2 separate regions of the Mus musculus genome follow, and region 2 is linked to region 1. The links are chromatin loops, found by intact Hi-C in ENCODE. Cell type or tissue: left cerebral cortex. All regions are shown on one strand. Each heading gives the region's core, and the rest is flanking DNA. Links, peaks and the distances in the headings are about the cores only. Region 1 has its middle 53 kb from the start of Gm33519. Region 2 holds the start of Gm33424 (a long non-coding RNA gene).

What was found. A loop is a pair of places that touch in the nucleus more often than their neighbours do. Peaks named below come from ENCODE experiments on the same cell type or tissue, not always from the same donor. Only the 100,000 strongest peaks of a DNase experiment are listed, where the experiment ranks them.
Region 2: a loop joins it to region 1, with 3 times the contacts of the local background. A loop is called at or near these places in 3 of 42 quality-filtered maps.

What each region holds. Positions count from the first base shown.
Region 1 is chr13:53,063,273-53,079,767 of GRCm38, reverse strand. No RefSeq gene overlaps it. Among named protein-coding and RNA genes, the nearest start is that of Gm33519, 53 kb to the right of the region's middle. In left cerebral cortex, for the core only: no CTCF peak of the experiment used is centred there; no DNase peak of the experiment used is centred there.
Region 2 is chr13:52,979,356-52,995,850 of GRCm38, reverse strand. It overlaps Gm33424 (a long non-coding RNA gene), which reads right to left and starts at 9,886. Exons shown (of 3, transcript XR_382381.4): 1 at 9,645-9,886. Nfil3 (nuclear factor, interleukin 3, regulated) reads left to right here and starts at 14,812. Exons shown (of 2, transcript NM_017373.3): 1 at 14,812-14,990. In left cerebral cortex, for the core only: a CTCF peak has its summit at 12,846 (motif pointing right); DNase peaks (open chromatin) are centred at 12,258 and 12,867.

The DNA of each region.
Region 1 (16,495 bases), core at 3,408-11,407:
AATCCCCTGGAGCTCGGTTACTGTGCTGTTGTGCCTGCAGGGTGCTGTGTCATCTGCTAATTATCCCCAGCCCATTAGCTCATACTATGATGTAGGGAGAGGGGCGTCTCCCCACACGAGGTATCCCTGCACAGCGGCTGTGTGGAACTTGCTTCGATCTAAGATGTACCACTTCTCTTGCTTCCCGGACCCTGGAGCTGCTTTCTTCTCTCAGACACCCGGAGTCTCACTGTATGGACTTCTGTAATTCCTAAGCGATAAATTTAATTCTCATCTCCCGAAGCTCAACTACGCATGAACTTTAGCCAGGATGGAGGGCTCTGGGCTTGGGGAAAGATGGCTCAGTTAGTAAAGTGTTTGCCTCACAAGTAGGAGAATCTGAGCTCAATCCCTAGTGGACACATAAAGAGCTAAACATTGCACTATTCTCCTATAATTCAGATGCTGCCAAGCAGGAGACAGGATTCCTGGTGCTCAGTGACCTTGTTCAACCACTGAGCTCCATCCAGGTTCAGTGAGGGACCTGGTCTCAAAAGTAAGATAGAAGAGCAATTGAGAAAGACACCTCACCTCATTGAACACATATGCGCACACACACACACACACACACACACACACTTAAACACACATTCAAACACACTAACGCCTACACTCACAAATTCACACACACTCACATACAATCACACACATATCCATATACTCACACACAACCACACTCACATACATATCCACACACTCACATACTTATATACATATTTACACTCACACACTCATTTACATATTTACACACTCACACCCACACACTCACATGTACACTCACACATTCATACATACACACTAACATATACTCTCTCACACACAGGCTCACACACACTCACACACATTCTCACACATGTACACTCATTCACACATACACATGCACATACACACACACACTTACACACACACAGGGATGATGGCTCATAATACCCACAAAGATGGGACGATTTTCAAAAGTGACAGCAATGTTACTGCTAAAGCTCGAGGCTATGGGTGTGGGGAGGAGACTGGAGTAAAGGGATAAACAGCATTGCAGAATAGCAATGGAGGACCAGTAACCCCGAGGGGAGGAAGTGGCCAGATGACAAAGCAGGGCTGTGAGCTCATCATATCTGCTCAGCTATGTGAGCTGAACCTTACTTAACTTTGCTGTACAGATGGTTCATTTCAAGTTTTTCATTTAATAATATCTTTTAGTTGCAATGAAAGGTAGTGCTTGCACCGGGGCAAGCCCTGATGTGCATACAGGTACACACATGTACACACAGTCACACACATGTTCATACACATATGTACACACAGAGAGAGGCATGCATAAGCAGATATAGACACATTAATATGCATATATGTATACCCACAAATACACATACACAAAACCATGCAAGAGCATACACACATGTACACATGCAAATATGTACACACACACACACACGTATGAACACGAACTACAGGAGCTGTGGCGCACCATCTCCTGTCACTGGTCCCAAGGTCTTGCTTTACATCAGTGTGCACATGTGTTCAGCTGAAGAGGAGCTGACACTTAGCGTTCCTTTGTAAGCGTGCAGTGTGTGTGGCTTAATTATAACCACTCGGGGAGCTCCCGATTTGCTATTCAGAGACATGAATGATCCTGGTAGCAGCACTGGGGTGATGCGGTTTTCTCTGCTTAATTTCCCCAGTGTGCCTGTAAGTATTGATTCGCCAAATGAAAGAATCCTCTTTTCGGCAGACGGTCATTACTTCGGCTAATCCTGTACATCTAAATGAAGGACGCCATTGAGTTTCCTCTGTCCTCTGTGCCTCTCAAGCCCTAAACTTCTTAGGGTCAGGGTGTCCCCGCCTGGGAACTGCCCCGAGGGCTTTATGGGCTTATGATTGTGTGGCAAAGCTCTGCCTGTCTGTATGTTTTCTGCAGTATTTTTAATTAATCTTCAATTTTCTTTTAAAACAACACAGTGCTCTTTGCAATGAGGTGGTAGGATTCCTAGACATAAGCTGTGCTCCTTACTCTCGACTGCATGGTCTCGGACATCCTGGCTTGCTAAGGCTCTGCTTTCAAGACACACAATCCAACCAACTCACCATCACCTGTGAACTCTCCAGGGCTCCAGCCCAGCCCCACTGCCGCAGAAACCCAGCATTTAAACGACTGGACAGTCATTCTTCCCACTAATGCAGCTTCGTCCTCAATCTGTTGGGTTCCACACCTTGCCTTGTTCCTGTGGGGGGCTGCTGAGTCCCCCGGAACCTGCTGCTCTCCCTGAAGAATACTGTTGCTGATTTCAGAGTTAGGATCCTGGATGCTGAACATCTCCTTGGCCACTGTCACCTCCTCTCCCAGGAGCAGTCCTTCGGTTCTTCCTGTGTCCAGCATCCACCCATGTAGCTGCTGGGAGTCCTTCAGGATCCCTGGGATGCTCACACCACAGCCCTTGTATGGAGTCCCTCACCACACACACTCCTGTCCCAAGCAAACTGTGTTGATTGCTCCATATTTCTGGCCACTGGATCTCTCCTTCACTTGCTTTTCTTTCTTTCTTTCTTTCTTTCTTTTCTTTTTTTTTTCTTTTTTTTTTTCTTTTCTTTTTTTTTTTTTTTTTTTTTTTTTTTTGGTTTTTCGAGACAGGGTTTCTCTGTGTAGCCCTGGCTGTCCTGGAACTCGCTCTGTAGACCAGGCTGGCCTCGAACTCAGAAATCTGCCTGCCTCTGCCTCCCGAGTGCTGGGATTAAAGGCGTGGGCCACCACGCCCGGCTACTTGCTTTTCTTGAAAGCATATGTTGTCACCCTTTTCTGGTTCTTCCTATCCAGTGAACTTAGATTTTTTATTAATACTTGGACTTCATGAATGATATTTTTGAGGCCCTAGATTATACATTCCTCAATGGTGGTGGTGGGTGCTCCATTTCCTTTTACTTTGCTGGTGTGAGATTACTTAGTCCCTGCATTTTCACGTGTGTAGTTAACCTCTTTGGGTTGGAGTTTTCCTTCCAGGACCTCTGTAGGGCTGGATTTGTGGATTTATTTACATTTCACTTTATCGTGGAAAATCTTGTTTTCTCTATCTATGGTGATTGAAAGTTTTTATGGCTATAATAGTCTGGGCTGGCATCTTAAAGTCTGCAGCACATCTGCCCAGGCCCTTCTGGCTTTTAGAGTCCCCACTGAGAAGTCAGGTGAAGTCAGGTGTAGTTTTAATAAGTCTGCCTTTATATGTTACTTGGTCTTTTTTCCCTTGAAGCTTTTTCTTTCATCTTTTGAGAATTCTTTATTATTTTTTTAAATGTAAAAATAGATACACTATAACATCATTATCACCATCATCATCATTATTAACTTGTTCACTTTACATCCTGCTCATTGCACCCTTCACCTCCTTCACAATCCTTCCTCCCACTCCCTCCGCTTCTCTGAACAGGTAGGAGCTTCCCTGGCCATCCCTCACTCTGGTACATTGAGTCTCTGTGGGCCTAGGCACCTCCTCCCCTTGACGCTTTTAATATTCTTTTTTGGTCTATATTTTTAGTTTATTATTAAACTATTTGATTATTACTATTTGATTATTATTATTATTATTATTATTATCTTTTTCTGGACCAATATATTTGGTGTTCTGTATGCTTCTTGTATGTCTATAAGTATCTCCTCCTCTAGGTTAGGAAATTTTTCTTCTATGATTTTATTGAATACATTTTCTGGGGCTTTGAGATGAGTTTCTTCCCCTTCCTCTACACCTATTGTTGTTAAGTTTGGTCTTAGTACTGTCCCACATTTCCTGGATATTTTGTGTCATATATATATATATATATATATATAACATTTTCTTTGTCCAATGTACCCATTTCTTCTATTGTATCTCCAATGCCTGAGATTCTCTCTTCTATCTCTTGCATTCTGTTGGTGAAGCTCGCCTCTGTAGTTCCTGTTCGGATTCCTGATTTTTTTTCATTTTCAGAATTCCCTAAGTTTGTGTTTTCTTTATTGCTTCTATTTCCGTTTTCAGGTCTTGAACCGTTTTATCCATTTTCTCCCTCTAGGTTCAAATTGAGCAGGTCAGAATAACCCCTCTCTGTTGTCTCAAAGTGTTTGTGGGTCAGGAGAATTGTATTGTCCTGTGGGTCCCCTGTGAGGCTCTCCAGTGACAACCAGCTGGCTGCTCATCAGAGGTTTGACTAAGAAATGAGTCTATTTTCCAGTGAGCCACCCAGAAGCCAGCTTGCATTCCCCACCCCTCTTGATGTGGGGAGCAGCCTCTCTACGGGGTCTGCTGGGCTGATCTCAAGAGGGCTGAGCTCAGTTGTAACAGAAAAAAGGAGCAGAACCCACCACGTGAGCCCTCGGGGCTGCACCAAGTATCTCTAAATTAAAAGAGCCAGTTTTCAATAGTAAGTAGGAAAAAGTTGGGGCTTTGCTTTCTGTCCTGACACTGAGATAAATCAGGACTGGTCTCTACTGCAGCGTTTCCTAATTAGATTATGTGTTTACCCAGTCCACTTAGTGAGTCACTGGTGACCCAGAATCCCATGGGTGAAGCCCATAGTGCCCAAGTGAAGGACGGAGGCCCACTGGGCTGTTCAGATGTGAATGCATCAATATAGATGGATAAATAATTCATAGGTGGGTTTTTCTTAGATGTTGTAAACAAAGATTGGCAGAATACCTCGGGGAAATAAAACTTTAATAATCTCATTTTATGGTTTCCTTCAGAAAGGGAAATTATTCAGAAAACATTGTGAAATGTCACATTATTCTTGTCTTGTGGGGAGCATCTTGTTCTGAGAATGCATTATGAATTTTTAGAGAGTATTTAATAGTTAATAGTGAGAAGGCTTAGCGGCCCAGCTCTTACTGAGGAACTAGACACAGCTGTGGCTTCTGGGAGAAGAAGGGTCAGTTTTATTTAGTGGTGTCGTTGTTGGCAGGTTGACTGTGCTATAGATAGATATGTGTGTGATAGATGGATGTACTCCCAGGAGTATATCAGCGGTACAACCAAACTCAATGGGTCACTTTTTTTAAAAAAAGAGGGAGGAAGAGAACATGAAGCTGGAGGTATAGGCTGTGGAAGTTGGGAGATAAGGTTGCATTTAGAGGGAGGAGAGGAAGATGAATATGATCAAATACATTATATGAAATGCCAATGAATTAATAAAGATAGGATATTAAGAGTTACATGCCCTGGAGGCTTATAATTTAATTAGGGACTAGTGAAGGCTAGATACAGAAATTTGCTCTACTACTTTTGCAACTTAAATTTTTAAAAAGATTTATTTCTCAATCCGTATGAGTGTTTTATCTATATGTATGTAGGTGCACCATGCATGTGCCCAGTGTCCACCAAAGCCAGAAGAGGGCGTTAGAGGCCCTGGAATTTGAGTTACAGAGGTTGTGAACTGCCATGTGGGTGCTGGCAACTGAACCTGGGTCTTGTATAAAAGCAGCAAGTGCTCTTAACCATTGAGCCATCTCTCCTGCCCTGTCATTTTTTTAAGTTCAGGATTATTTCAAAATGAAAATTTTAAAATAAAGGAATTGGACAAACCCCCAAATTTCTCATTTTGAAAGATAAAAATCTAGCATAGGATTGAATAATAGTCTTCAGAAGAGGGCATAACCCACACTCCCTCCACCCCTGGTGATGTATGTGTGTGTGTGTGTGTGTGTGTGTGTGTGTGTGTGTGTGTGTGTAAGATTGGCAATATCTGAGAAGGAACTCTGGCTATGTCTCAGAAAGCTCCTTTGCATGTCACCCTGCGTGGAGGAAAACAGCAGACTCAGTGGATTGCAGGTAAGGAAAATGGTGACACAGAGCTGAGGTCCCTAGACTTAAAAACGTGACCTAGAGCAGAGGGTAGGCACATGCGTGTGTGCGCGCACACACACACACACACACACACACACACACACACGCACACGTCTTGTATCTCCTCCAGTTTCTCTGTTAGGCATGGGTCCTCTTCCTCTAACTGCTGCAATACACCCTAGGTGACTCTTGATCTCCATTGTACATCCCACAGTGTCCTCTGCTTCTTTGTGTTCTCCTCACATTAATCAACCTTCCTTGTGACTTTCTACAACGCAGGGGACAGACACTAATCCTTCAACAGACCTGTGCCGACAGGAAGCTTCTTCAGAGCATAGTGTGAGGTCCCACATGTGCTACAGTAACCAAGACACTGTCACACCCTACAGTAACCAAGGCACTGCCCCATCCTCAGAGCTGAACCTTGGTGGAGCACATACTGAGTGTGGGGCCCCAGCTCAGTCACAAGTAAGGACTTGGGACACAAGCCCACATGTGTCCACACAAATGTGCATGGGGAGGAACAAAGAAAGAGGTGTGTGAAGTGAAATCTGTGGTCTTTGAAGGCAAGAGCAAGGATTCTAGGAGCCTGCTTGGAGAAAGGGGTTCTCTTAGTTAGGGTTTCTATTTTTCTAATCCTACACAAACTCCATGACCAAGAAGTAAGGGGGGGTGGAGGAAAGGGTTTATTCAGCTTACGCTTTCACATTGCTGTTCAGCACCAAAGAAAGTCAGGCCTGGAACTCACACAGGGCAGGAACTTGGAGGCAGGTGCTGATGCAGAGGCCATGAACTGGTGTTACTTAGTCTTGCTTCCCCTGGCTTGCTCAGCTTGCTCTCTTATAGAACCCAGGACCACCAGCCCAGGGACAGCACCACCCACAGTGGGCCCTCTCCCCTTGATCACTAATTGAGAAAATGCCTTACAGCTGGATCTCATGGAGGCATTTCCTCAAGGGAGGCTCCTTTCTCTGTGATAACTCCATCTTGTGTCAAGTTGGCACACACAACCAGCCAGTACAAGGTGCTGCTTCAGCGTCTGGAGCGCTTTGGTGGTGTGACTTGTCCTCTCGATCTGGAGCAAGGCTGGACCCAGCACAGAAAACCAGGGGCAGGCTGTGAGGAGTGTGTTCATGCCTCATGGAGTCTTTGCAGCTGAGAAGACTGTGGGGACACAGCAAGAAGAAAACCCAGCACAGGGAAGTCTTTACTTATGTGGAGCCCTCAGAGATGTGTGCTGGGGTGGAGGATGAGGCGCTGACCATCCTGAGACGAAGGCAAAAGGGTGAGTGGACACGAAAAAAAGAACTGGTTTGTCGCCTTCTTTGGGGTGCTTTTGATCATGTATAAGGCCTTTCATGCCTGAGCATGCTATCTGCCATTGAGCTTCAGCCTCACTGAAAGCCTCCTCCTCCTCCTCATCATCATCATCATCATCACCATCATCACCATCATCACCATCATCACCATTACATCACCACCATCCTGCTCCTCCTCCTCCTCATATCATCATCATCATCATCATCACCACCATCATCACCATTACATCACCACCATCCTCCTCCTCCTCATATCATCATCATCATCATCACCACCATCATCACCATCATCATCATCGACATACCACCCAAGCTAGTCTCAAACTCCTGGCAAGCAATTCTCCTGTCTCAACCCCCTGGGAATCTGGTATCACAGGCACATGTCACCACACCCAGACAATGGCTCTTCTCTTTAACAGCCATACGTTAGGATGCTTTCATCCCTTGAAATGTTCAATCTTTTAATTTTCTATACATATTTATGCTACATCTTAACACTAAGTGTAATACATGTTCCTTTGATTTTAGCTGTCACTATTGATTCTATAGTTGATAAAAATGGCACAATCTGCTCTCTTAATCCATCTACCCTAACCACGGAGTACAAAAACAATATGTTAAGGATATAAACAGCTTCTTTGGACTGTAGTTCATGTCTATGTGAGTGGATGTGATGTGTTAATAAAATGTGAGAGGTTTGGCTTTGTTCAGATTTGGGTTTCCTTCATCTGCCGTGTTAAGAATCAAACTCAGAGCCTCCCACAATCTAGCACATGCTGGACCACAGATATGTTCCTGAAAGGGTCGAGTGGGCTGTGGACTCCAAGCAGAACACGATTGAAGTTTTCCCTTCCCCCCGAGACTCCATAGCTCTGCCACCAGAGGCAGGTGACAAGGGTCACCTTCTGCTTGAAGCCTTGCAAAACATGTCTGGATGCTTACTTGGTGTGCTTAGTCACCCTTCACTGCCTCAACACCGGGCTAGACTCTTCCCTTACTTGAATCCCAGAGGTTTGTAGACATTAGAATGAAGCAACCCAGTCCTCTTTAACTGTGGGTCTGGTCTGGGACACAGCACAGTAATGAAGTGTTTGGCTAGAGTGTGCCCAGCCCTGGGCTTGACCCACAAGAACCATTTACTTGGATGATGCTTTCCTCTCCCCCCCCCCCCTTTAAATTTTCAATCTTTACCTAATTTTTATTTTGTGCAGTGCGTGGTGGTGAGTCTTGATAGGATTGAGACGCGCTTAGGCCGTGCCTCTGTGCTGGTGGATTCAGATAAGGGAAGACACACCCTGCAAATCAGTGGTTCCTTCCCTCAGGCTGGCGACATGGGTGACAGTAACGGAGAACAGGAGAAGCCACTGGTGCTGGTGTGCTCGCTCGCTGCCTCTAGGCTGTACCACTCTCCTCCTGTGCTGGGTTGGGAACTCTGAAGCCTTGGGGCTAACCCTTCCCCTGAAGAGAGTATTCCGCTCAGGCATTTTGTCCCAGTGATGAGAAAAATCTAATGCAAAAAAGGTTCTTGCATGGCTTAGGGACATGGCTTAGCAGTTAAGAAGGCCTGCTATTTTTCCAAAGGACCCTGGGTCGCTTCTCAGTACCGTCACTGGATGGTTCACAAGTGCCTGTGTGACTCTAGGGCCTCTGGCACCCTTTTCTGGCCTTTATGAGCACACAGACCTCCAACCGTGACATAGATTCAGAGACAAACACGTATACATTCAAGTAAAACTAAGAACACTAACAAAATGGTGGAGTGGCCTTTTGAAGTCACAGTTAAAGTGCCAATTAAGAAGCAGTGGTTGGTGGGGCTGAGGCAGGGTCCCCCAGAAGGTGGGATATGCTTTGAATCAGGGTCCAGAAGGTACTATGTTCTCTGAATAAAGTGTATGGTATGATTTCTCCCATAGCCAGGATCCACGGATTCGGGAATCAAGAGATGTGGGTGGGAATGGTTCCACTCACTATCCCCCCTAGTGACCCAAAAGGGAAATTCTATCAAGCTAGATGCTTCAGGACGGTGGGGGACATGTTAAGAGTAGTGGATTCCATGAGCATGGGACCGTTGTCCATTTCTTGGCTGAAAGTGAGTCCTTTGGTCAAGAGCACTGCTGTGTGGAACACGCGATGGTGGATAAAACATTTTCTATGTACACGGATGGTGGTTTAGGAGGAAGCATTGTGCACGGAAAAGGCTAATCCATAAACAGGATACACCTTTTTCTAGCAACTACAAGCTTACCAGAGCCATCCACCTCATGCATAGATCATTTCCCAAGTGGCTCAGACCTTGCTCTGGGAGGTTGACATAAACACTTAGGGATGCTTGCACCTGTAGAAGACCTGCTTTTAGAAGCCTGGTGGGCGGCTGACACTGAAGATGGTTCTGAACCCTCTACAGACTAACCCCACTGTACACATCCACTGTACACACCGTGAGGAAGTGCCGGGAAATACCAGACAGGGCTGACAGGGCTGGGGATGGATGCAGTGCTGTGTGAACAGGCAATGTCTGGTTGGATGGAGGGTGCGTTCAGCCTCCGTGTCGTAGTTGACTGGGAAAAAGACTCCTAAAGAACCCGTGCCCAAGAGTCACTAAGTACAGAGCAGCGATGTGCTAGCTGTCACCAAGAGTCACTATGTGCAGAGCAGCGATGTTCTAGCTGTTCCTAGAAGATTTTGCATAGAATCTGGTCTTTCCTAGGATGCACTGTAATGTGGGGTGCCTTTGGGAGCTGTTTATGTAATTTTTTCAGTGCTGGGGCTCACCCCCAGGGCCTTGGGCACGCTAGGTAAGCTCTCTACTACTGAGCTACACCCTGAGCCCCAAGAGCTGACTTCAGATGTGTTCATCTGTTTCTTGTATGAAATTGTTCTTTGTTAGCAGGGAAACCCTTTTGTTGAGCTTTAATAACAGAATTCACATCTTTCATCACTCTTCAGCCTCGCTTCCAGAGAGTTCTGAGGGCCATGATGCCAAGGGAGAGTGATGAGCCAAGACAGGTTCCTGCAGAGTGCGGAGCCGGGCTGGGCGTGTACAAAGTGGAGAACTCGGTCTGTCGTGCGGAGCTGGCCTTGTGGAGATGCAGGGGGCAGGCTGCCGACAGTCTGTGGGAGGGTCTACTCGGTCTCTCTGACAGAAGCTACCCACATCAAAGCTCTCTGTGGAGCTCTGTGCTGGCTCGAGTCTCCGCTCCACATTCTGCAGAGACTTGCTCAAACAGCGCCTGTCCAGCACAGGCACCATTAAAAGCCTACGTGCAGAAGACACGCAGGGAGCCTGTCCGAATTGGCTCTGGGAAACAGCCAGGTGTGTTTCATTCCAAAGAAATATCGGGAGTGGGAAGGACGTCATCTAGAAGAAAGCCACTGGACCGCCTGTCAGTGTTGGCTAGCAACACTGCTCTGTTTGTTCTGGGAGTTGCTTCAGAGAAACGCGGAGGATGAGACAAGATGACACAGTATCTCCCGAAGCAGCACCTCGCATGCAGCTCCAAACCCAGGAGGGTAACCTTGACTATAAGAAGCCCCTGTTGAGATCGCTCGCTGTGATTCTGCCCATCAGAGACAAGTCCTTCACAATGAAACCACATCTGTCTCTTGATGAAGCGTGGCAGCTAGCAGTTCCTCAGCCTTCCTGTGTCCCAGGAATGGGCTAAGGTACTCTGCAGGTATGAACCCTTGACATCTGCTATATGAGGTGCAGGTTGGAGCACTGGCCTTACTTTACAGATGGGACAGTATCCTGTGCCGATAGGCCGAGAAATGGGTGGAGTGGGGCTCTGTTTCGAGGACTGCTCCCAGTCCTGAGGCTTCTGGCACTTTCCAGGCTACAATACAGAACTGACCTCTGACCCCTGAAGCTCTTCTTAACACCACAGCAAGAGTTGGGCCCTCAGTGTGGAGGCTGCAGGGAACAGTTAATCCCATCACCCTGGGAGCCCTGACTCCGCTGCTGACATGGCGGCTGTGCGACCTTTGCTCGCTGGCCTCCAACAACAAAAGACATTAAAGTAGCATTACTCCCCATGGGCTGCTCTCAGGAATAATTATGGCAATGCATGTCACAGGGAGTGAACACAAATGGAGCTGCTGTCCAGTTCTGGGTCTCTCGAAAGTGACCCTGTCCTAAAGGCAATTTCATCTCAGGCATAAAACGATACTCGAAGCCCCGATCCTTTACCATTCACTAATTTTAAGACATAAAGACCGGAAGACTCTCACATTGCCACTATAATTGTGTCAACACCCTGCACGGTGGCACTGCGAGAGACAGTGGGAACTTAGTTCTGGCTTCCTTAGTTTGAACTTTGCTCTAAAGAACTCACATGTTTTGATTTAGTTTTTTTTTTTTTTTTTTTTTTTTTGGCAGGCCATGCAGGCCTGCTTAGAACAAGGTGACAATAAGGTCAGAGTGGAAGCAGCTCACAACGCCTCCCTCTTCCAGGCAGCTGCCCTTGGGCCGTCATCCAAGTTGGCAGCAAGAAACTTAACCCGGCCAAGTAAGAAAGTCAGGTGTGTGAGCACGCTCGACAAAGCCCGGCCGTCATGGCCCAGTCTTCAGCAAATGTTCCGAAGACTCATGGCCTCCTGACCCAATCTATGTGGTGAACTCGGCAGAGCCGAGCCCAGAGGCAAGGCCACCACCCTCTCCTGCCTCCAGCCAAATTCAGAGGTAGCTGCCATCCTTGAGTTATTTTGTCTAATTTCATTTTGAGCGTGCCTGCGGGAGGGTGTGTGGCATGTGGATGGCCTGCGTATGTGAGTTCAAGAGCACACATATCTCAGCACGTATATGGGACTCAAGAGGGCCATTTTTAGGAGGTTTTGAGGTGGGATCTCTCTTGTTTCTTTGTTGCTCTCTACACTGAGCTAGCTGGCCCACAAGCTTCTAGATAACATTCCTTTCTCTACCTTCTTCAACCTTTGTCACGGGAATGGTGGAATTACAGATGTGGTCTGCTGCATCTGCCTTTTTTTCTTTTTTTAATATGGGTTCAGGAGATCAAACTCAGGCCATAAGACTTCCATAGTAAGCACTTTTACCCAGTGAGCTATCTTCCTGGCTCCCTCATCTTTCTTGAGGATGCTCGCTCAAGCAGTAACCATGTGGCATTTGACAATGCCCCAGATGGTGTGGTCCTTTTTTGCTGAGACAGGTTTTGTAGAATCTGTAAGGGAAAGGTATGGATAGGCAAGAGTCAGAACACCAGATCAGCAAGAGAGAGCTCTGAAGACTGGGAAATCATGAGCAAGGGGTGGGAACAGATGCTGGGGTCTGAGCCCAAGGTCATCATTTAGAGATGACAGTTGGAAGCAGCCGGAGCTGAGAAATGGGAAAGAGGTAGTGAGCCTGGCAGTCTGGCTGGAAGCTTGAGATCTTAGAGTGACGTAGAGGGAGTTGGCAAGGGTTAAGATGGGGATCCTACACCAGTAGACATGATAAAATGGTGACTGTTTCATTATAGAAACAAGGTTAGCAGGGATGTCAGCTAAAGATTACATGGAGAGCAGAATGAGGCTCACAAGGACCCAAGAGCTGATGGTGGGACCCAGTAGGACCTATGTGCAGTCCTCTGGGATTTGTGCTCTGTAGGACCAAGTCCAGAACTTCCTAGAAGGTACGCTTGCACCTAATTTGTGTAGCATTGGCAATAAGAGAAGCCAGTGTTTGGAGTCGGAGAGCCTCCTCCACTGTCAGGAGACCCAGGAGACCCAGGAGAGAAACCCAGATTTCCCCTGCACCTGATGCTCCTTGGGGTCAGGCATATGAGGCAGCTGCTGAAAAAGCACCCCAACAGTGGGGTGCTTACTGTCTGGCATGGAACTACCCAGAGGAGTACCATGGAACCCAAGAGAGTAGAGGCAAGCGACACACAGAATAATTAAGAGCTTAAGTGATGACTTCAATTTCTTATTAAGATGAGATCATTCCCCAAATAAAGTTACATCTCTTTGGCACCTGTCAATCATAACACATGCTGAGGTTGGTATGTTTTTGCCTCTCCCACCAATGCTCATGTGGAAATCTGTCATGGCAGGACTAAGAGGTGGGGCAGGTTCAGAGAAATGAATGCCTGTCCCTTGGAATTAGATCAGTTGTTTTGGTTGTGAGTAGTTGGCCTCGCAGTACTCATTACTGATTGTGTACACAAACGCACACACATGCATGCACACATGTGCACACACATGCATGCACACATGGGCACACAAATGTCCACACACGCACACATGTGCTCACACACACACACACACACACACACACTTTTCACATTTGTTCTTTGCCTTTCTGATTTGATTTGTCACTTGTCACCCTCATTACATACAAGAACTATGAGCCAAATAAAGTTTTCTTCTTTGTCAGTTTCCTGTCTGTGCTCAAGGACACAGTCTTTAACCTGTGTGCTGGCTCGTTTTATGTCAACCTGACACCGGCTAGACTCATTTTGAAAGAGAGAACCTCGGGAAAATGCCCCCACCAGACTGGCCAAAGGCTGAGTCTGTAGTAAATTTTCTGGATGGTAGATGTGAATGCAGGCCCTGCTCACTGTGAGCAATGCCACCCCTGGGTTGGTGGTCCTGGGCTCTATAAGAAAGCAAGCTGAGCAAACCGTGGAAAGCAAGCCAGTAGGCAGCACCCCTCCATGGCCTCTGCATCAGCTCCTGCCTCCAGGCTCCTGCCTTAAGCTTCTGCCCTGACTTCCTTCCGGATGATGGACAACAGGAAATAAGGCCTTTCTTCTTCATGGTGCTTTTGGTCGTGGCGTTTTATCACAGTACTAGAAACATAACCAACTAAGACAACCTCTAAAGGAGGAGCAGAGTTCTGCCCCCTGCTGTGGTTTTGGTCTTCTCTGACAGCTTGGGTTGTGTGACACGCTTCTTCCAGTCCAACTTACAGTGGTTCTCACCCTTCCTCCCGCTGTGACCCTTTAATACAGCTCCTCAGGTCTGGATGTCCTTCCTCCAACCATACAATTCTTTTCACTGCTACTTCATAACTGTAATTTTGTTACTGTTACGACTGTCACATAATGGTCACGACCTTCTTGAGAACCTCTACTCTAAGTTGAAACACTTTTCTCCGGAGGGAGAGGAGGCTCGACAGGCTGGTGAGGGGAACAAAAGGTCACTGTCTGGAAGAAGAGAAACCCGAAAGATTCTTGAGGTTCTCTCCCCAGCCACATAACGAGAGTAAACACTCTTGGAGACTCTGACTCCACTAACTGTGGAAAGACAGGTTCTGGCTGGGGAGTTGCCTGCACGCTGCCTGTGTAGAGAGCTTCCTGTGGCTGCGGTTTGAGAGTTGGCGCCACGTTGGCGTGGACTTTCTGGGGAAGCAGCAGCTTTTGTGTTATTCCTTCTCCTTGTAGGTAACCTCTCACCCACAGGGCTTTTAATAACCATACCCCGCCACCCCTCCCCACAAATCCTCATTGGTTTCCTATATTGGACATTGGTATAATCACTCTTTGATCGGCTACAGGCTCCATTTCTGGGATGAGTGACACGTGTGTGTTCCATCTCCCCAGGAAACATTGTCACCTAGCAACTTCATAGGGATGCACACTGGGGAAAAAGCCTCTGGGCATGTCTACATGAACCTTCCAGATTGGGTTGCTCGCTATATGAAGACTTAGTGTGGCTCATGGGGGTTCTGAGTCCCTTTGGCACTTTCTGCCTGGTGAACCCTAGTCATAAGTGGGAGGCTTGCCAGGATGCCATTGGAGTCAGTCCTGGATGCCTGCTGAGGACTTTGGCTCCTAATGAGAAGTGGTTTCTGCCAACTGAGCATCACTGGGAAGTGATGAGCCCTCTGGGAGTGAGGAGCTCACCAGTGGATCCTGGGGACCCCCATTCATTACCTGATGCCCTGGGACCACCATTACCTAATGCCAAGGGGCCAGAGGGGTGACTCTAGGCCAAAGGGTCTCTGGCAAGTCCTAGGGCAGCACGCAAGTGTTGAAACTTGCCCTTAAGACTTGGCACCTACTTGTGTCAATCAAGTCAGGAGGAGGATGGGTGTGGATTTCCAGACTTGTTGCCAAGAAACGTTTGCATCTGCCCCTCATCCTGCTGCTGCTGCTGCAGACAGCTCAGCTGTGCCCCGGCCTGCACAGGTCCTGATGGATGGCTCTCATGCTAAAGGATCTCTTCTCTTCTCTTCTCTTCTCTTCTCTTCTCTTCTCTTCTCTTCTCTTCTCTTCTCTTCTCTTCTCTTCTCTTCTCTCTCTCTCTCTCTCTCTCTCTCTCTCTCTCTCTCTCTCTCTGTGTGTGTATTTGTGAATATGCATCTGTGCATGAAGGAGTATATATATATACACACACACACACACACACAGATATGTGTGTGTGTGTGTGTGTAGTAGGTTGGTCTGGTGATACTATATATTCAAATGCTAGATTTAAATTTTGTACCTTGGGGCTGGTAAGATGGCTCAGCGAGTAAGAGCACTGTCAGGATTGTGTCGGTATGTGGAACAGGAGTCCAGGCTACCCTCTCCACTTTCCCTTCAGGTATGCTGCCTTGTGTCAAGAATGAGGCAAGGATGATGCTTCTGGAAACCAACCGAGGCAGATGCTGGAGGTGGAAGAACTAATTGAGGCATTGGATGGGGGCAGGGGACAGAAAATGTGCCACTTGAGGAAGTGTCCCCTGAGCAACCGCTGGGCCTCAGACCTTTTTCTTTCTGTCTTACTCCAGAAAGCACGTTAGAGGGTTGGGCAGACACCAATATCTGACTGCCTGCTGGTCACTGATCACAGACCCAGCAGGAATCACAGAGAGGGGAGCTGGTGACAAAGGATGGCTGGAAGTACACCACACAGAAAAGGGACAATGTGAACGCTCTCAGTTATGTTCCTATCTTACAAACTAGACCTTGCTGCAAGAAATCTCACAAGATGGGGACAGTATATAATGATGAAATGGTGAAAATAGCAGAAAACAGCAATTGCAACATAAATGAACCTAAAATAGGCTCTCAAAATACACGATGTAAGAACTGGGCCTTCATCTTCTTGTCCATGGTCTATGCTGCTGACGAAGACCATGTCTAAGTCCATGGTCCCACTGCACCTGGGAGCCATGCTGTATCAGTGGCTCACATTATCTCTAAAAGCCACACCACACAACCCATGGTCTGTGTGCCACCTGAAGCCATGTGGTCCTTGGCCTGTGCTGTCACTGAGGGTTATAATGGTGCCTGTGGCCTGTGCTATCACTGAGGGCTGTGTTTATGTCCGTGGTCTGTACTGCCACCAGAGACCATGCTGAGGTCTGTGGCGCATGCTGACACTGGAGACCACGTGGATGTCTGCGGTCTGTGATGT
Region 2 (16,495 bases), core at 4,869-12,868, 85 kb after region 1:
ATGTATGTATAGATAATTCTCTTTTGCCTTTACAAATAGCCACACAGCTTTAGTGCCTGTTTACACTATACATTTCTCTTCAGCACCATTCAGATCTACTGATAATCCTTTAAGTGGAGCCAGCATCTATCTAGCTAAGAGACCACTGGTGGCAAAGGGGTGGCTTTCCATCTCTCCTCTCACAGATAACACTGCAGAAGCAGCCTTGTGTGCGTTTTTGCTCACTCGGATGATTATTTTCCGAGGCAGATTCCGAGCCACAGTTGCTAGCTCTGCCAATGTGTTCTCAGAAGTTAGTTAAGGGGTAGACTCAGTTTCACACCTGATGCTACTGCCCCAGTCACCAGAAGAATATCTATTCATTCCCCAGCATACTGCCTTGCTTGTTTACATAAAAACCACCTCAGAGCAGGAGACAGGGCTCAGTGGCTAGGAGGGCTGAGTTCAGTTCTAAGCATGCATATCAAGTAGCTCACAACTGCCTGTAACTCCAGCTCCAGGGGATCCAGCTCCCTCTTCTGGCATCTATGGGCATGCACACATATGTGGCAGGAACACACACACATAAATACATACATACATACATATGTAAATATTAAAAATAAAATTATTTTTCAAACACCTTGTTTTACTTCCATGTTTCCATTATTAATGAAGTTGCTCTGTTTCCATATATCCTTCAAAGTTCTTTGAACTTGACCTTTTCCAAACTTAATTAATTTGTATCATTTACTGAATTTGATGCCGGATACCTTCTTACTCTTGTGGGTCTACCAATATATTGCACTTAACAAATATGTTAACATATTTTCCACCATGAGAATGTTAACCTTTTGTCTAGAAGTAAAGTTGTAATCTCCCTCAAGTGTTCATTTTAACAATTAAGAATTATGGTAATTTTTATTTGTGTGTGTGTGTGTGTGTGTGTACCTGTGAAGGCCAGAAGAGGGTGTCAGATGCCCAGACTGAAGTTACAGACAATTGTGAGTGGTTCAATTGAAACTAGGTCCTGCACAAGAGCAGCAAGCTTTCTTAACTGCTGAGCCATCCCTCCTGCTGCAGCTTTTAACAACTCAATCGGACAAAAGCCAGTTGACTTTACTTGCTCAAGTTTGTTTATCTTTCTCGTAGAGCTCCAGTTTCACTATCACACCCTGGCCTAGAGTTCACATCTGGCTTCCCTTGGTTTGGTTTAGAAACTTCATGTGTAATTTGGTCTCTTCAATCTTTAACTTGTGGGAGTATTTTTCTGTTTGGAATGAGGTAAGAGTCTAGCCAATGGTCCAGACAGGATGAGTTTGTCTCTGTGTTGATAGATACCCTGCCGCAGATCTCTCAGTGATCTGAGAAAACTGACATGCTAAGGACTCTTCCAGGCTCTCCTGAGCCTGAGGCCCTGTGATCTGACAGCAGTCACAGCTAGGATGCATTTGTGAAAGGCTTAGGAGGCAGGAGTGAGTCATCTCCCTCTGCCCTGTGGCTCCTGCACAGTACGGCTTGTGAGGGAACTCAAAACACGTGGCTTGGGGGGTCCATAAGGAGCAGTGTGAGGGGCAACATTGTTGTGTGAGTCACAATCCCGGTGCCCAGCTCTGAGCTCCATGGTCCAGATTCCTGAACCAGCGAGTTTCTGACTACGCTTCCCGTTTACCGCAAACATTAGTGGCAACTGTGGAGCCATCAGAAGAGTGGCCAATGGTTGCCTAGCACAGTCACAGGTGTTCACAATGACCAAGCCCAACAAAGATCACCTTCAAACACGATGCCCACATTAACATCTGCTTCCCACATAAGGCCCCAGCTGATGTGCCCTTTGATTTTAATGATTATTTTTTAAATATTTCATTTTTAAAATGGATATGCATGTGTGTGTGTGTCCACATGTGTTTATGTGTGCCATGCACATGCAGTAGCCAGCAGAGACCAGAAGAGGGCATCAGATTGCCCAGAACTGGAGTTACAGGGTGTTGTGAGCTGCCTCACCGGTGCTGGCAACCAAACTCAGGTCCTTTTCAAGAGCAGTGAACTCTCCTAACCACTGGGCCATCCTTACAGCCCCTGATTTCAATAATGATATTTATTATCGTATATGTTATTTTATGCATTAACCTATTCAACCTATTTCTAGAATACCTATTCTGTTTTGTTAATCTTCACTTCCTTTCCAACTCCGTGTGTGTGTGTGTGTGTGTGTGTGTGTGTGTGTGTGTGTTTGTATTTTGAGGTCCTGAATTCCAGGACTCATGCTTAGAATATACCTGCCACTGAGCCTCACTGCCAGTTCCTTCTACAACATAGTGCTGTTTTAGTTAAATGTTTGTAAGCTGGTGGAAAGGCTCAGTGACACTTCAGTATAGTCGTTATCTCTAGAACAGTGGTCCTTTTTACCCACAATCTGCTCAATCTCTTCATTTATGATCCTATTTTCATGTCACTATTCAATGCTTAATCACTTCTTTAAAAAGTGTTATATTACTATTGTGTGTATGTGTGTGCATGACGTGGGTGCAGGCACATGTGCCACAACCCACGTGTGGAGGTCAGGGGGCAACTTTGTCCAGTTGGTTCTTCCATCTTTATGTGGGTTCCTGGGCTCAGACTCGTGTTTGAGCAAAATCAAGTGGCTTATGTCACTAGCACCATCCCCTGCGTCCCCATCTCTGTCCCTCCTTCCTTTGCATAAATTAGTTTGACTTTTCCATTTGATGTGGCACTCACCATAATAGTTTTCATCTTTACAAATAACATATCTCCCTGACTATATTTAAAACGTTCAAAGATATCTGAACCTATAATAAAAGCTACCATTCATTAAACACTGCTTGGGCATGGGTTGAGGTGGCAATGGCCCAAAGGTTAAAAATACTTGCTGCTCTTGTACAGGGTCTGTGTTCAGTTCCTGACATCCGTACCAGGTGGCTCCCAGACACCCATAACTCCAGGTCCAGCGGTGCAATGCCCCTGAAGGCATCAGAATACATGCTACGTGCTCTTAGATACAATGAGAATGCGTAAATAAAATTTAAAAATTAGAAACATTACCAAGGCAACAGATGCAGTATTTGTGTTACTTGACTTGTGTAAACACAGATAAAATTCTGAAGGTCACAAAACACCACTCTACCCGAGAAGCTGGTGGTTGTATGCACTGAGAGCATCCGCTGGTTCTGCCTGTCACAATGGATGCTGAGATCCCAGCCTCACACATGTTTTCAATACAGAAGGGAACACAGGCACCCCCTACAGCTTCTATGACATCTCTTTAGCCTGAGCCTGACCAGTAAGCACCTTGCCACTTTCCTCAGGACAAATCTGCAGAAATCTTCAAAGCCCAGGGTAGATACAGACTTATGAATGAACTTAGAGTTGGGTGTTGGACGAGTTGAACCGCCGTGACTTCCAGTCCTGACATCCTCACCAAAGTCTTCTAGGGGTGGGATGCCTGAGGTTCCAGATGTGTAGAAGAAACTGGATAGGCATACATATTTTTGCAACCTACTTTTAATAAATGTTGAGCCTCTCCTCTTGCCCACTACCCACCAGAGGTAGTGGAAGAGATAAGTTATTGGGATATAGGAGAAGTGGACCTGTTTAGCAATAGTTCTTTGGGGGGCGAGCTCAATCTTTGCCAATAGTTCAGTCCCATAGCAAACACCAAATACGACTCAGCAGCTGCACAGCAGTCCCCCTAGGCAGGCAGACACCACACAAGAACCAGCAGCTGCAGTCCAGTCCTCTCAGCAGATCAATGCCACATGTGAACTAGCAGTTGGGTTCAATCCTGAAGAAACCACAAGGCTTGCCAGACATTAACACATGTGGAGCTCAACAACACTATGTAAGGCGAACAGATACATGCGTGTTGTTATCAAAGAATAGTGAGGTGGAGCAGACCAAACCAGTGCTCAGTGCGCATCTCCCACTGTTTGTGGGCTCATAAAGCATCCTTTCACCCGTGTGCCCCAGAAAAACATCATTTGACATAACGGACTTTCCCAGCAAACCAGAAGCTCCCACTTCAGAGAAGGGTCCCAGCTGTTTGTTGTGGTCACATAACAGCAACCATGGGATGCATGCCTTAGCCATTCTCCAACAAACACCTTTCTGACATCAGAAAATTTCTGCATTCAACCTGGCATTCAGCTCCACACCTGAGCTCCCCCTGGGTACATTTCAATATCCTGCGTGCATGAAGAGACACCATCATAGGAGTCCTGTCGTTCCTTTCTTCCTTTCTCATCGCACTGGTTGCTGTCTGTCTTCAAAGGGCTATCAGGCGATTGCTGATTTCATGTTTGTTTTCCCAAAAATATGGAGGTCTTTACTATTTCCTTGTTACACTTGTACAGAGAGAGGGAGGGGGGACTATATTGAGGCTCCAGGCTGAGGAAATGACTCAAGTGCTTAAGAGAGCTTACTGCTCCTACAAAAGACTTAGGTTTGATTGGTTCGAAGCCCACAGACAGCTCGTAGCAGCTTGTAACTCCAGCCCCTAGGGCAGCTTCATGTCTTCTTCTGGCCTCTAAAGGCACCTGTATTTATAAGCACACACCCCTCACAAACACACACACACACACAACTTTAAAGTTAAAATAAATATTTAAAAAAAAGTCTATGAAAATAAATGCATGAGTCAGGATTCCCCTTTCCTGTTGGGATAAAACTATGCCCACGATCTGGAAACAATAAAATAACATTTTCCTTTTCCTTTTCCTTTTCTTTTTGTTTTTTCTCTTTTCTCTTTTCTCTTTTCTCTTCCTTCCTTCCTTTCTTTCTTTCTTTCTTTCTTTCTTTCTTTCTTTCTTTTTTTCTTTCTTTCTTTCTTTCAAGTGCCAGGCCATAGAACCAAATTCAGAACAAATTCAAATTTGTGAAAGTGTACACTCGAGCTCTTGGTCTGGACACTGTTAGCTAACATTCCTCCTGACACAGAACACTTTGAATAAGTCTTGAGACATCCCATCAATTAGATGCAATTAGATTAGCACGTTCCAATGTTGCTTCAGGTGAATACACACACACACACACACACACACACACACACACCACAAAAGGATCCAAAAGACATTTAAAAATTGTGCTTCAAATAGCCAATAGTAGGAATAGATGATTTTTACTAACAAGAAAGTTTCTCTGGTCTGGTCTGCACTGTACAGACCTTCCTGTTTCACATTAAAATATGTACACAATCTCATTTTACTACTGCCCTGCCCCGTCAAATTACCACAACCAAAAACAAAAGCCCCTCTCCAGCGTCTTGTCATTTGTGCTTTATGAAACACGTCTTTTCAGCTCCACCTCTTTTTCTTTAATGTGTGTGGGGGCTGGGGGTACACGTATGTGCACATGAGTATGCAGGTACAAGTAAGTGTGGGTGCAGACACCTGGGCGTGCTCATGCGGAGGCCGGAAGTCACCACAGGTGTCTTCTTCAATTGTTCTTGGCCCTATATTTTGAGACAATCTATCATCCAACGTGAAGCTTGCTGGCTAGACTGGCTGGCTGGTGAATCTCAGGTTTCTTCTTGTGCCTGCCCCACCCCCATTCCTGAGCTGGGCCCACAGCACTCTCAGCCTTGCCTCTGAACAGCAGAGTTCAGAGCTGAAAGAAAGTAAGTAAAGTTCTTGTAATGTGTCGGTTTTCCCACGTCAGGAAGGAGTTCCCTAGCACTGACAGCGATTCCCTGCAAGAATGAATGACCTCGTGCTGTTTGCTGCTTGCGGTGAAGGATTTCTTATCAGGAAATTTATTTTCCAGAATAGAGCTGAGTTTGACATCTGTGTTTTCAGAAAGAGTGGGAAAAAAAATTGGTTGGGCCTGGGTTTCCTAGAAATGGGAGCTCGAGTCAGAAGTCTGAAGAAGACTTCAGAAGGGAAGTCTGATTCTAGAGCTGCAAGGAGGACAGGATTTGGTACCTTGCTCACTACACCTTCCAAAGACACAGGGCCCGGTTTTCCACCCTGCCAGACCCTGTAAGGTGACACTTAACATGCTGGCTTCTGTCTCTCACTGCCTGGTGATGCTCTGTGGTCCCTGGGAACACCAGTTGCCCAGGAAGTGCCCTGTCTTCTACGGGACCTATAACATCCAGCTTGCTGTAGCAGGAAAGCCGGAGTGAGGCCAGCCAGAGTCAGCAGGGCGGGTAGTGATTCACGAGGTTAAGGTTCCAAGATGGCTGCCCTCAGAGGGCAGGTGTGAAGGCTCGGGATTGCTTGACCTAAGGGGTTCAGGGAGAGGCATGGAGGAACTTGACACAGCCCAAGTGTCCTGGCTAGTTTTTTGACAACTTGACACAAGCTGGAATCATCTGAAAGGAGGAAACCACAACTGGGAAAATTCCTCCAAAAGATCTGGGTGTTGGGCATTTTCGTATTTAGTGGTTGATGGGGGAGGTCCCTGTGGTCCCTGTGGTCTCAGCTTTGGCCAACTTACTTTAGTTACTTTTCTTGTTACCACGACAGAATGCCGGACAATACACAGTTTAAAGAAGCAAACATTCCTTTTGGGACTCGGTTTTAGAGAATACAGTCCACCGTGGCAGGAATGCATGGCGGGAATGCATGACGGACGGCAGGAGCCTGGGGGGCTGTGGTCATATCTGCTCTGTAGTCAGGAAGCAGAGAGAGTGAAACGGAAATGGACCTGCGCTAGTAAACCTCAAGGCCCACCCACGGCACCCCACTTCCTCCAGCAAGGCTCCCCTTCCTAAAGGTCCCACAACTTTCCGAAGCACGGCCACTAGCTGGAGATCGAGTGTGCAGAACCATGAGCCGACAGGACGATGCACATTGAGATGGCAGTACTACCTGGGCCACGACTCTGTCTCCAGTCAAGATGGCTTCCTACCAGAGCTTCTCCGCTCCAGCAATGCGCAACTCCAGAACTGAGCCTTCTTCCTCTGACACCCATCTACCTCTTTGTGGAGTGGCAAAGGACGGGAGTCCTCGTTATGTGGGATGCCCTGTTAGGGTGTAAGCATGTTATTGCTTCCTGGGCAGTTCCTTACCACAACCCCTGTGCAGATGAAACTGAAGCACAGGCACAGTGTGCAAGGCTCTACTGTACAGCTCCTCTGATGGGGAAATTGAGGCTTCAGGAGTCCCAGCTAAGTCCCTACAGTGTTTCTGTTATTTGTTCTCTGGTGTCAGCGGTGGAATCCAGGGCCCTCCCTGTACACGCTAGGCAAGCATTCTACCACAGAGCTCCAACCTCAGAGCCACTCCACGGGTTCTTACTGTGTAGTCAACATTCATCATTAAAATGCTCAGGTAGGGACCAGTGAGATGATGCAGTGGCTAAAGGTGCATCATCAACCCCGATGATCTAAGTTCAAGTCACAGCACCCAGACAGTAGAGAAAAAGAGTCAACTCCCACAAGCTCTCCTGGAACCTCTATGCCAATGTCATAGCACCTGATGGATGGGCGCACGAGCATGCACACACACACACACACACACACACACACACACACACACACACACACTTAATATTTTAAAATAAAATAAAGTCCAGATGCTAAAGGGCTTATCTGTCGTATATGAGGCCCTGGGTTTTCCTCAGCACTGCGTCAGCCAGGTGACATAGCTCACACCTGTAATCCCAGCATGTGGGCAGCAGGAGCAGTGGGGATCAAAAGTTCAAGGCCAGCAGACATCATGTTACATGAGACTCTGTCTCAGAACAACTAAACAAATCAGCAAATGTGCCTCACACAGCCCTGCTGTAAAATGTGCTCCCAAAGCCACTGGCTTTCCCATGTGACTTGCCCATTCAGACCTTGGACAAGGTCTAATACCTGCTGCAGACAATGACGTCATTCTCTCTTATATTTGCCATTTCATTTCATGTGTGCCTCTGTTCTCCAGGGACTGGATCAGCCCTGTCCACCCCTCCCATCACCCTCAGCATTCCCAACAAGTTCTCTGTGAGCCTCATAGCTCTCTCTTTCTCCCCAGTACTGGCCATGATATCTCAGCCACTTCCAAAACTTGAGACAAATCCCTCCCCTTCAAGAAGTGCGTCTGCTCACTGCCATGGAATGAAGGCTCTCTCCTCCGAGGATCTATCAGAACATAGACTGGGCTTTTAAGTGACTGTTATCACACTGTGAGAGCGATCTGGTTTGCTCTTAAGCCAGCATCCCCTGCATTCTCCCACTAGTCTCTATGGACCTGTCTTGGCCACATGAAACGAAGTGGCAAGAGAATGATGTCATTGTCTACAGCAGGTATTAGACCTTGTACAATGCCCAGGAATGCCCAAGACCTAACAGGAGCTCAATATGTGGAAGAATTAGTAACCTATTACCCCCCCATTTACCTCTAGGGTGAAAATTTCTTGTTATGAATGCTCACTGGTTCAGGGGAATTGAAGGGGACTGGCAGTAATAGAATTTACTGTTCATGTCTAGTCAGTCTGCTCTCTCTCTCTCTCTCTCTCTCTCTCACACACACACACACACACACACACCTGTAATTGTATGTGTACGCATGTCCTGGTTGAAGATACAGTTTCCTTGAGGAGACTGGATGCTATCTGTCTAAACAAGATCTCTCACCCAAGCTGACCTAGAACTCCCTCTCTAGCAAGGGTGACTTTGAATTCTAGCTCCTCCTGCCTCTACCTCCTGAGTGCTGGGATTTCAAGTGTGAACCATCGCAGGCAGCGGTTTGTTTCAGTGCCCGGGATCAAGCCAAGGCCTCAGGCGTTACAGACCAGCACTCTACCAAATAAGCGGCCCCTCCAACCCCACGCTGAGCTTTGAGGGAGCTGAGGGTGGGAACCTAACACATGCCAGTCTGTGCTGCAAGCCCCTTCCTAAGCAAGGGTAACATCAGCCACTGTATTCTCGAAAAACATCCTGCAATTGATATTATTATCATAAATGACTACCAAGAAGGGAAACTGAGGCAGAAAGCCATGGAGGAAAGCCTATCTCAGCAATAGTACTGTCAGTGGGGTCAGGGAGTTGAGCTGAAGACAGGGATTTCCATTTCTGTAGCCACCAGTGGGCCCTGTCGCAGCATCCTTTGGTGATAGCCAGAGCCTGATTTTTTCCATCACTCTGACAGTACACGGCCTGATAAGATGTCCCTAATTGTGTGCGTGACTGTAGCAGGTGTGACTGTCTGCAGCTGATGCCCCTGAGTGTATGTGTGTGTGTGTGTGTGTGTGTGTGTGTGAGAGAGAGAGAGAGAGAGAGAGAGAGAGAGACAGACAGACAGACAGAGAGAGACAGAGAGACAGACAGAGAGATCGACAGATTGTGGCAGGTGTGATTGTCTGCAGCTGATGCCCCTGAGTGTGTGTGTGTGTGCACGTGTGTGACTGTAGCATACGTGATTGTCTTCATGCAGCAACAGCTGAACCCTGAGCACTTCTGCAGAGTTGCTCAGAGCTGATGAAACTGGAAACTTCTCAGAAGACCAGAAGTGTGGTCAAGCACCCGGCTTCCTGGCTTCTAAGAGCCTTTGCCAGACAGAGTATTCGTCAGAACTCCCTGAAAACCAACTACAGAAGACAATTTCATCTGAGTCTGTCGTTGTGCAGTGTTAGACAGAGGCACCGTGAAGAGTTTGAAGGAGGAGGCTCCCCCTGGAGTAGCCTCTCTGCAAAGCCCACCTCTTCGATCTCCCTAACTATACCTTGGCAGGGACTGAAGCTCCAGGATCACTTCTGCCTACTTCTACTCCCTCTGGGCTGGAGGAGGGAGCAGGCCTTCAGAGACTTGAATGATCCCCTAGATGAGACTGGAGTACAGAATGTTCTAGAATCCAGGCTTCTGGTTGGCAGCCATATCTTCTTCCAGTAAAGCACTCTGGGCAGAGCGTTTAGATAAGCTTTGCACCTTCTTGGTCTGAGTTGTATGGCAGAGTGGATGTGTCATCTCTTGTTCTTAGTAAAATGGTTTTCGCTAGGACATGTTTCACAATTGTAGATTTCACATCTTTGAAAGCCAGCTAGCTCTGTTTTGGTTGTCAACGGCTGCCGCAAGGCTTGCTCCATCAACCATGTTTTGCAATGGATGCTATCAGCTGCTTCCAAAGTCCTGACCATATTTAATGGAGCCCCCCCCACCCCATCCTGACCGTTTTTAATGGAGCCCCCCCGACTCTTGCCACCTCGTGGCCTGTCTCCCTTCCTCCTACACCAACACCTACATCTCCTGTTGAATTTGAATGAGCAGAGGGACACTCAGTGCCTGACATGTACACCGTGTGCGGCTGAATTTGAAGACATGCTTCCGTTTTTTGCAATACTGTGCTTACAACACATCCCTGAGTCATTTGGAAAGCCTTTGAAATGCCTTCGAACCCTCAGCGGCTCTCCTCTGGGGCAAACCTGTGAGCAGTGTAGAGACTTTTCTTTCTTAGCTTGGGCAGAGCTATTTCAACTACCGGCTCCTGTGCATTAAAGCCATCCCTTCTCTGGGGAGCGGTATTTGACCCTCTTTTATTACTCAATTTCTTCCCCCAAAACAAAACTGCCAAATCAGTTTTTGGAGAATTAGGCCAAGAATATTTTTTTTTTTTTGTAAGTATGGATGAAGGAACTGCACAGCAAGAGCCTGGCAGGAGAGGAGGGGGTGGGGCTAGGGGACAGCAGCGATCTCTAAACTTCCTACTCCAGCTTGAAAGGAGCCAATGCCTGGTGGGATGAAGGAGTCCAAAAGTCAAAGCTGAAGTCCCATCCTAGACTGCCGGCCCCTACTGTGAAATCTAGGAGCTGTCTGCTCTTCTGCTCTGCAGATTGTAATTAAAAGATACAGGATGGAGCAGAGCAGTGGGAGCATCCGCCCACTTTTAAGCCCAGCGCTCAGGAGGCAGAGGCAGGCAGAGCTCTGTGAGTTCAAGGCCAGGCCAGTTTACAGAGCTAATGCCAGGACAGCCAAGACTACACAGAGAAACCCTGTCTTAAAAAAAAAAAAAAAAAAAAAGACATGAGATGGGGCTAAAGAAGTGGCTTACCAATTAAGGGTACTGACTGCTCTTCCAGGGGACCTGGGTTTTAATTATCAGACCCACATGGCAGCTCACAAGCAGCTGTAACTCCAGTCCCAGGGGATTGAATGTCCTCTTATGGCTTCTGTAGGCACCAGGCACACATGTGGTGCATGAACATACATGCAGACAATAATATGCACTCATGCATAAAATAAAAATAAATAAATCTTTTAAAAATTAAAGACAAATAAGAGGTACTAGATGGTCAATAAGCACAGTACAGTGGTAGGTAGTGAGTGCTCCCATTGGCCATGGCCACCAAATAAGGGGTGGGGTCATCAAAGGGTGCATAGCGAATGAAACATTTCCACAGAGAAATTCAGACATCTGGTATACAGAGCAGAGAGAGTGAGAGCTGTAGGCTTGGCTTGTCATTAGCCTGTGACTGTCCTTCCAGCCATATCCACAGGACTTCATTTTTCCATCTCTAGATTCCATCCAGATAAGTCCTAGACCAATTCATTCATTCTTTCAGCCAGTCATTTGACCATTCATTCATTCATTCATTCATGCATTCAGCCATTTATCCAGTCAATCAGTCATAAACAGTCTCACATGGCAGAGGCTGATGTTACAACTGAAAATGACTGAATGTCTGATCCTGCTGCCTGCACCTCCTGGGTGCTCGGATGACAGACGTGTACTACCAAGTCTGTTTCATCTCCTTCTGGGAATTGGACCCAGGCGTCTGCGCATGCTAGGCAAGCACTTTACCAACTGAGCTACAATTAGTAAAGTGTTTTATTTATTTTAAAATACATTACATTTATTTATCTTTTATTTATGATGTGTTGTATGTGTGCGTCCACTCAAACCTACACCATAGTGCACATACGGAGGTTATGGGGACAGCTTTAATGTCTCAGTTACCCCCTTCCACCAGAGCTCAAACTCAGGTGTCAGGCTTGGTGGCAAGTGCCTTTCTCCACTAAGCCATCACTTTTAAAGAAAATTAATTCCTTGCCAACATCGAAAAGCAGGATATTTCTCACACTCATATACATACATAACACACACACGAGGTATTTTTAATGTCACCTTTTGAAAACTTGGAGCCACAGTCCCCCTGATCTGGTATTGTAACAGTGAAGGCATTTTCTCTTCGTGACAGAGTCCAAGGGTGGCTCACCTCCTGAACCCCCATAAAATACTAGGTGTATGTATCAAGGCCCAAGCCAAGAGCTTCTGGACACTGGGCTGAAGTCGTGTAACCAGGCTTAGACCTGAGTTCGATGCCGGGCGCTGTGAAAGAAAAAACCCTCGGGTTGCGTACATCAGCGTACTCTCGACCCTCCAGCTGGACACGCCCTGAAATTTTTCTCAGAGAGAGCCACATCCTCCACCTGCTCTCAGCTTACACCTCTTATATTGGCTGCTCAAAGTGTGCTACAGCAGTGTATAAACACAAAGCGATTCTTAAATGCTTTCTGGTCTAGATCATCTCTCTTTGGCTCCTGCATCCAAACCCAATTCCCGCTCTGAAACAAACCAGCCACTTAGAGTAAGAACGTTTTGAGTTTGGTTGCGAAGGTAGGATACCGATAAAGCACTTGCTTAGCACGTAGCAGTCCAGGGTTCAAGCCCCAGCACTTCCGCAAAAAACTCGTTTGAAAGTCATACTTCAATTAAAGTCCTCCACCATCTCCCTATTCGGGAGACCCTACTTACAGCCTGTTCAGTAATCAGCACACTGGAGACTTGGGGGAAATTCTCCCACCCCAGGGTTATGTTTCAATTTTCTTCTAGTTCAATTAATTGCAAGCACTTGCCCACTAGGTGGACCCCCAGGGTGTAACACCGGACGCATCATCACCCGGGTCCTGGAGACCGAGCCTCCATCACCTTGTTGAGCTGTTTTTAAGCACCAGGGGGCGCGAATGAGTTGTTTTCCAAGTTGATATCAGAGACATCTTTCACACTTCCTCTGATTTCCAAGTTAGATGACAATGACGGAAGCATAAATGTGGTGGAGGCGCAATGTAAACTGCCCCCGGGAATGAAGACAGGCATCAGATTTCAAAATTCAGTATAAAGAACAGCTTCGTGGGTCACAGCAGTCCGTTCTTCCGCTGTCAGCCTTGGGTGAGTCAGGCAAGTTCAATTTTTTTTTTTTTTTTTTTTTTTTTTTTTTTTTTTTTTTTGTGAAAACGCTATTCCCCGATTCTACCTACTTAGGGATCCTATGACATCAGTAAATTCGAGAAAAGTGGAACCGATTAACCAAATCAAGATTCGTTTACATCAAGGTAGTTAGTTCTTCGGAAAAAAACAAAACAAAAAACAAAAAAAAATCCAAACAAACAAAGTGTAAAGGGGGGAGGGGGTGTTCCCTGAACTGATCAGCACCCGTGAAAGGAGATTTATCCTCTATTGCGTATCTGTGCTATGGGGGCTTTATTGGTTAAGGGGTATTTTACCAGCTAGACTCCATCATTATTGCCCTGTGAAGGCGTCCAAAAGTCCAACGGTGAATGGCATTTAAATCACCACTGGATGTGCCTCGGAGATTATTTGTGGAGTTACTACTGTGTGTCTTGAGTAAATGGAAAGAGATCCACTTGGTGAGATGTTCCGGGTGGGGGTCCCGCACACTCACTCTTTATTTTGGGGTTTGCTTTCTTTGAAAAATGAGAAAGGAGGGGGTTGAGTGAGGGAATCATTCGAGCCCAGGTCCCACAGTCCGAGCTCAAGGACCTTGCCACCTGCCACATTCCGTATTTGGGCAAGCGCGTGCGTCACTGTCAGGAATATGGCTCCCTTTGCCAAGGCCGGCTATAATCTTACGTGTCTGTAAACGCGGGGAGTGTTTGCCACGTTCCTTTACAATAGCCAACCCGATGACTGACTTAAGAACATGCCACCAGATGCTCTGTCTCCCATTTCCTTATGTCTTTTGTACATCCCAGGAATTGGGGAAAGGGGGGTGGGGTGGGGGCTGGCTGGCGTGTTCACTGAGAACCGAAAGGAGAGGAGAACTACCAGTTCAAGATGCTTGGGGAATGCCCTCCGTGGCTTGCTCTAGCCCGAGCACCGAAAGCGGGTAGGTTTCCCAGCCGGGGACACCGAGGCCGCGGACTCTCAGGTCCTCGGAGACAGCCGCCACCTCTCCACGTGGTCGGGGACACAGACCAACCGGGTCTAGCTTGGTTTCCCAACCGTGTTACGCAACAACTTTGTAGGGGTCGTCTTCGCCCTAATTGTGTCGGGAGCGCTGTTTGTGTTACCGTTGCGGCGCTGCCCGGGAGAGGAGCGGGACATTTCAGTAGCCCGGCTGCCGCGCCCCTTTCCCGGTCTCAGAGGGGACCGTGGGCACAAGGAGGCCAAGGTCCCCGCCACGCCCGTGTCCCCATAGCCCTCACCCGGGGTTCTATTGGCAACAGGTAGCCCGGCCCTCTGTGGCTCTCCGGGAAACAAACAAACAAAAAAAGGTGCTGGCACCACGGAGCGAGCGCAGCGACCCGGAGGGCGCGGCCGGCAATGGGCAAAAGGGTCCTGGGCTCCTCTTAGGCGTGCCTCGGGTTGCTCCGCGGTGCGTCCCGTTGCGCAACATAGCGCTCGGCCTGGGTCCCCACGGACAGCGGGTAGCAGCTGCGGCCGCGGCCAGAGAAGGACGCGGACTGCCAGTGGCGCCGCGGCGGAGAGGACGGGGCGGGGCGGGGCGGGGCGGTGGGGAGCCCGCCCCTGTCGGCGCGGCCAGTGGCGGCGGGCCGGGGGCGGGCGCGGGCGCGGCGATTGGGGCGGCCGCCGCCCGTCACGGCGGGGCTGGCGGGCGGCGACGTAGCGCGGCGCTCGGAACTGACCTACTAACACACATCTCTCGGCGCGGCCACGGCGCCCGCGGACCCGGCGCGCCCGCTCGTCTCCCGCGCCGCGCCCTCGCCACCGCCCGCTGAGGGCCCGGCGGAGCTTGAATCGCGCCCCGGCGCCGCCAGCCCGGTTACAGCCGCCCTTTCTTTTCCCCCTCACGGACCAGGGAGCAGAACCACGGTAAGCGCTCCGCCCACCGGCGGCCCCGGGGGCCCTGCTCTGCTCCGTGCCCGCTCTTGGAGCGCGCGGCCGGCGGGCGTAGGGCGCGGGATGCGTGCGGGCGCGGCGCAGGGCTGGCGGGAGGCGGCGAGTGTGCGCGGGGCATGCATTACATAAACTTTTGCTGCCTTGGCAGGAGGGGGGACTCGCCACCTTAAGGTAGCTGCTTTGATTGCAGCGCCCTGGCGCCCGCACGTAGCCCGGGCTGCCGCGCGCTCCCTCCTCCTCCCCGCTATTGCATAATGTCTCCGGATTTCAGGAAAATTGATGTTTCGGTGGCGAAGAGCGCGCCGTGGAGGCGGAGTGGAGGCCGATCCTTTTAGCAGCCAGACGACTTGCCCTGCTCTCCGGGGTCTCTCCGCGCTAGTCCCCAATCCGGGCCAGCTAAGGGGAGGGTTGAGTCTTGATTTGCTTAGGAGGATTGGGAGTACCAACGGTGACGGCAATCGGAGATGCCTGCGCGGCGTTTGTTTGTGTCAGGCGCTGTGTCGGCACCGACGTTTTCCAACCCGTTTGTCGTCACCGTGTTTTACGAGCCCTCGGGAAGGTGGAGGGATGTGTCCTTTCTTACATTGCATAATGGGCCAGCGATGAAACGTGGGCACCGAGGACGAACTGATGTGAGAATGTGCGCGTGTGATTTGTGTGCAATGATTTGGTCATTTTAGCGCAGCGTTGGCTATTAGATCCTTATTGGTACCTCTGTATCGTCCCAAATACGCATATTTTAAAAAACGATTCTATGGAGTTCATTATTAAGAAAGAAGAAATCCTAGTCTTGGACACTAATGCGCGCGGGGGAGGGGGGGCTCCTTAAATGTTCCGAGGTGTTATTTTTAAAACCCGGACGAGCCATTGTGACGTTTGCCTCCCCACTTTTCCCAACTGGAATGCGATGCGTTTCATCAGCCTTTCTTTTTCTTTCTTTCTTTTTTTTTTTTCTCACCTTATCGTCATTGGCTTTTTTTTTTTTTTTTTTAAGACACCACAAGACAAATCATTACTAGATTCCTGGAAATGTGAGGTTATGTAACTGCCGAATTTGCTGGCTGTTGAGCATAGAAAGGGAGCTAATTACGTGATTTTATAATCTTGCCACAAAGAAAGTAGGGCAATCTCAGCGTTGAAGAATGTCACCATCAACAGGGGTTTTGTTGGTTCTTTTAAAGGATATTTTAAGCCGGAAAGTGACGACCGACTAAGCCTTGACATAGCTCATGCTTGCCAAATGTGTGTCTTTTACCCTAAAAGAAATGTACGTCTTTCTAAATATAGCCCTATCACATTTTAACAATCCTGGCCTCAGTGCTATTTCTGGTTTCTCCAGGGCTGTGTGCAAATACGAGCTCAAGGCCATTTGCTGTAGTTTTAACTCCACGCCTTCCAAGACCTCTGATAAGACTGTATTTTTAGGAAGGCATTTCGCAGCACCCAGAGACTGCTGGTGAACGCGGGGGCCCCATTTA